Linked DNA regions of Homo sapiens: region 2 is linked to region 1. Evidence: read pairs that join two places in POLR2A ChIA-PET (ENCODE). Cell type or tissue: CD4-positive, alpha-beta T cell. All regions are shown on one strand.

Region 1 (2,500 bases):
ATTTTCTACTGGATTCTGATGGAGTCCTTAGAGGGTGGCTCAGAAGATGACGAACTGGGAACAGACCTGCTTGGGACATTCCAGGTGTGAAGGGGAGCAGGGCCTGGGGAAGACCAGAATTGTGTGTGTGTGCACACATACACGTGTGCATGACCATTGATCAGATGGCAGTTGCTTATCCACTGATTGCAGGAATTGGAATCACATGTTGGTTGAACAGTGTGGTCAATCCACAGGTCTCAGTGAGCGTGAGGTAGTTTGATGGCATCTGTAGTACAGAGATGTGAGCTACGCATTTGTTAAGGCCGTGCTTCTCCTTGAGTTGTGAATGGTAATTGTATTCCCCTTTTCTAGAGTGTCTCATTCCTTTGCTTGAGGGGTGATCATGGACCTACTGTAAGGGCTTAGATACGCTCATGAAACACTGGAAGAGAACCTTGGAAAAAAATCCATGGACTAGGTTGTTGGAAGAAAAATCCAGCTAGCTTGTAGGCCCCTCAAGCCTCAGTTTCATCCAGAAAACTGAGGAGAGTTTTCATTAGCTAGTAGCTTCTCTCTTCGGTCTCTTCTCTGACCCAGTCACACTTACAAAGCCAGGTATGGCATCAGGGACTCAGAGTTTGTTGAGTCCGAGTGGGCAAAATCTCTCCGATCTTGCCTGAATGGGACCAAAGGGTGGCCACAGAGCCTTCATTGCCAAAGCCTTCCTGCGGGCTCAATCCTCTGTCCCCCTCCTGTTGTCAGACATTTCCTGAGAACTGAATACTGCAAGAGCCAGATCTTAAGAATGACAGCAGCCCCAGGTCACACCAATGAATTTAGCCCTGCTCTACCCCCATCTTGGGTTGCTGTTCATTTTCTGGGTGTTGGGAGGTGGGTGGGGCATCTGGGCTTTAGCCATAGAGCTGTACATTTAGATGGGCCTTAGCGCTCCTTTTAGTTAGTCCACCCTGACTTTGTAGAGGGGAAGTTGGCTGTCACAAGGTCACACAGCCCCATGTGGGCTGAGCCTGGTCACGGAACCAACTCTTTGCAAAGGGCTCTTCTGAGGCACAGCCTGGACTCCCCAGAAGGGTGCCGGCCCTGTCTACCCCACCTGTCTTGTTTTCCTGGGAACAAGTGCCGGTGTTACAGATGAGAATTTTATGACTTCATTTCAGAGAATGTGGCTGGGTACAGTTTGCCTGGTGGGTGCCTAAATTTAAACGAAGTGGGCTGTGGTGGGCGGTAGTGAAGAAGATTGGCTTGGTGCTTTCATTAAAGCACAATGTGTTGGGGGGAGGTTGGGTTTTTATTTTTACTTCACTGAATGAGGGTTGAGCGCAGAGCTGAGGTTTCCCCCTCCTTTCCTTTTCTTTCCTTTAAAATGATTAAATATCTGTTTTTTTTTAATATTCTCAAATCAGGACTGGTGGTACATTTCACTTTCAGCCTGAGTATAAATGAAAAGTTGAATTGAAATTTTTTTGCATTAGTATTGCTATATTATTATTGTTTTGCATTTCCTAATGGCCAAGTGCAGTTGTTGGGCAAGCCTCTTAAGCATCTATAGACCATTTCTGGTTAGACTTGGTTTTTATTCCCAATCCTGGACACTCGCTGGCTGAGTGAGCCTGGATATTATTTCTGAACTTCAGTCTCCTCTCTGGAAAGTGTTGGAAGCAATGACTAGGTATTAGAATGAATGTGTACATCTGCAGTCCCGTATGTGAAGCCCTGGCTTACTGCACAGCACATGGAGGGTGCTCATGAATTACTGGCTGTGCCTGGCTTCTCTGCTGTGCCTTCCAAGCCTTGTCCCCCACCAAGGTGGGCGTTGATCAGGGGAGGGTGTAGACAGGATAGCCTGCTGACGGAGGAGGCACGGGGATGGTATGGAGGGATGTGCTGTTGTTAGTGTGTTGTGGGGGGAGAGTTGGAGTTTGGGGGTGACCTGGCTTGTCTCTTTGGAGTATATGGGGAAAGTATCAGAGGCCTGAGCACCTGGACCTTCACCCTAGAGGGGTGTCTTCCTGGGCGTTACCTCACTGATTCTTTGTAGTCTTCTCAGGCTTTGAAAATCCAGATTTAAAAATCTGGTCCGTTTACTGTTTTATGGTCATAAAAGCAACCTGTTAACAGAAATAAGTTGGAACATATAGGAAATCATAGAGAAGAAAATAAAAACATCCATCTTTCTGGAAGAAACCAGTGTGAGGATTTGGAAGTTTACATCCCAGTCTTTTTTTTTTTTTTTTTCCTGCATATATACATTGGAGAGTTTGCCTGCTTGTTCATTTTTACAGAACTGGAATCATATTGCACATATTGTTATGTAATGTGCTTTAAAAACTCTATTGTGAGGATTTCCTAGTTGTACACTGCTCTTTTAAAACCTGACTTTCTGTGGTGGCACAGCATTCTATTATGCGGAAGTTCTATAACTTATTTAACCAGCTCCCCTATATTTAGTCATCTAAATTGCCTTCCATTTCTTTTGCTCATTCACCTAATGCTGCAG
Region 2 (2,500 bases), 190 kb after region 1:
AACTACATGTGCACACATGCACGTGAGAAAAACTAGCAGTATTTCTTTTTTCTTTTTCTTTCTTTTTTTTTTTTTTTTTTTGAGATGGAATCTTGCACTGTCACCCGGTCTGGAGTGCAGTGGCGCGATCTCGGCTCATTGCAACCTCTGCCTCCCAGGTTCAAGCGATTATCCTGCCTCAGCCTCCCAAGTAGCTGGGACTACAGGCATGTGCCACCACGCCCAGCTGATTTTTGTATTTTTAGTAGAGATGGGGTTTCCCCATGTTGGCCAGGATGGTCTTGATCTCTTGACCTCGTGATCCACCTGCCTCGGCCTCCCAAAGTGCTGGGATTACAGGCATGAGCCACTGCGCCTGGCCCAAAACTAGCAGTATTTCTTCGACGAAAGTATTTGGCATATTTGAAGCCCGCTTCTTGATATAAACAAGTTTGGCATGAAGTACAGTACTGAAAAAATGATATAAACAAAATAACTTCTTAGCTTATCAGGATATAGCTATCTTGATAGGCTAAGAAGATTTTTGGTTTTCTTTTGTTGGTTTTAAATTAGGCCTCTGAGTAAAATGCATATCCTGAAAATTAGAATTAATGCCTGGGTCACACTTTCTGTCCATGGTGGGTATGGGAGATGGTGAGAGAAGAGTGGATTTGATAATATATGTTGGTGCAAAAGTAATTGCAGTTTTTGCCATTAAAAGTAATGGCAAAAAAAAAATAGAATGAACCGGCCAGGAGTGGTGACTCACGCCTGTAATCCCAGCACTTTGGGAGGCTGAGGCGGGCGGATCATGTGAGGTTGGGAGTTGGAGACCAGCCTGGCCAATATGAGAAACCCTGTCTCTTCTAAAAATACAAAATTAGCAGGGTGTGGTGGCGCATGCCTGTAATCCCAGCTACTTGGGAGGCTGAGGCAGGAGAATCCCTTGAACTCAGAGGTTGCGATGAGCCAAGATCACGCCATGGGCAACAAGAGTGAAACTCCATCTCAAAAAAAAGAAAAAAAATAGAATGAACCAGAAGGCAGGTAGGAAGTGAGATGATCTTTTTTCTTTTTCTTTTTTTTTTTTTTTTTTGTAGAGACAGAGTCTTGTTCTGTTGCCCAGGCTGGAGTGCAGTGGTACGATCAAAGCTCACTACACAATCGAACTTATGGGCTCAAGGGATCTTCCCACCACAGCCTCCCAAGTAGCTGAGACTAAATGTGTGCACCACCACACTCAGCTCATTTTTTTATTTTTTGGAGTCAGGGTCCTGCTCTGTCGCCCAGGCTGGAGTGCAGTGGCATGAACACAGCTCACTGCAGCCTTGACCTCCTGGGCTCAGATGATCCTCCTGCCTCAGCCTCCCAGGTAGTTGGAACCACAGGCATGTACCATGATACATGGCTAATTTTTTAATCTTTTTGTAGAGATGGGGGTCTCACTTTGTTGCCAAGGCTGGTCTCAAATTCCTGACCTCAAGTGATTCTTCGGCCTTGGCCTCCCAAAATACTGAGATTACAGGCATCAGCCATCATGCCCAGCCTATATTTTCTTCATATTAAATAAAATCATGTTCTCATCCAAGAGTCTTAGTATAACTACAGATCTCTGGTAAGACAGACTAAACTAGTTCAAGTGCCAAGTTTCAGTGCTTTGAAAGAATGGCATATGTTCCTGGCCCTATGACCATTTAAACATGCCACAGTGAATACATAAAGCAATCATTTTAAATTATTAGTCTAGTTTCTTAACATTTCTAGTTGTCTGCAACCATCCCTGTCTTACATTACATTATTAAGTTAGTTCTATTACAAGACTAATGAATGACAGAATAGAGCAAACATGGACTTTGGAGTCAGACAGACATGAGTCAGATAAGAGTTCAAACCCACTGACTGCCGTAAACTTGGGCAAGAGATTTAACCCTGTCAGGGCCTCAGTGTACTCATTAGTAAAGGTAATAATAAGTCTGTAGGAAATAATACCTACATACTTACATTTGACATATATTTAATGCTCCAGCTTAATAAGGTTGGAGTATTCGATAACTGATAAAAAACCTTGCACAGTATTGAGCAGGTAACAGACATTCAGTAAATGGCAGTACCATTCCGATGATACTTTAGATGCTTGTGTGCTATACTGTTCAAGAACCAGCTGGAAAAGACCTCAGGTTACCTCCAGGGTAGGGATAACATTTACCTTAGAGTTTTTGTTTTTGTTTTTTTGAGATGGAGTCTCGCTCTATCACCCATGCTGGAGTGTGGTGGCACAATCTCACTGCAAGGTCCGCCTCCCAGGTTCACTCCATTCTCCTGCCTCAGCCTCCCGAGTAGCTGGGACTACAGGCACCCGCCACCACGCCCAGCTAATTTTTTGTATTTTTAAGTAGAGACGGGGTTTCATTGTGTTAGCCAGGATGGTCTCGATCTCCTGACCTCGTGATCCGCCCGCCTCGGCCTCCCAAAGTGCTGGGATTACAGGCATAAGCCACCGCACCCAGCCCTTAGCGTTGTT

Evidence for each region. ChIA-PET counts read pairs that join two places held together with the same protein. Peaks named below come from ENCODE experiments on the same cell type or tissue, not always from the same donor. Only the 100,000 strongest peaks of a DNase experiment are listed, where the experiment ranks them.
Region 2: POLR2A ChIA-PET joins it to region 1 with 6 read pairs; 6 of 35 experiments call an interaction of 5 or more read pairs at or near these places.

What each region holds. Positions count from the first base shown.
Region 1 is chr6:42,393,655-42,396,154 of GRCh38, reverse strand. All of the region lies in intron 2 of TRERF1 (transcriptional regulating factor 1), which reads left to right. Among named protein-coding and RNA genes, the nearest start is that of TRERF1, 57 kb to the left of the region's middle. In CD4-positive, alpha-beta T cell, no CTCF peak of the experiment used is centred here; a DNase peak (open chromatin) is centred at 984.
Region 2 is chr6:42,203,801-42,206,300 of GRCh38, reverse strand. No RefSeq gene overlaps it. Among named protein-coding and RNA genes, the nearest start is that of GUCA1B, 10 kb to the right of the region's middle. In CD4-positive, alpha-beta T cell, no CTCF peak of the experiment used is centred here; no DNase peak of the experiment used is centred here.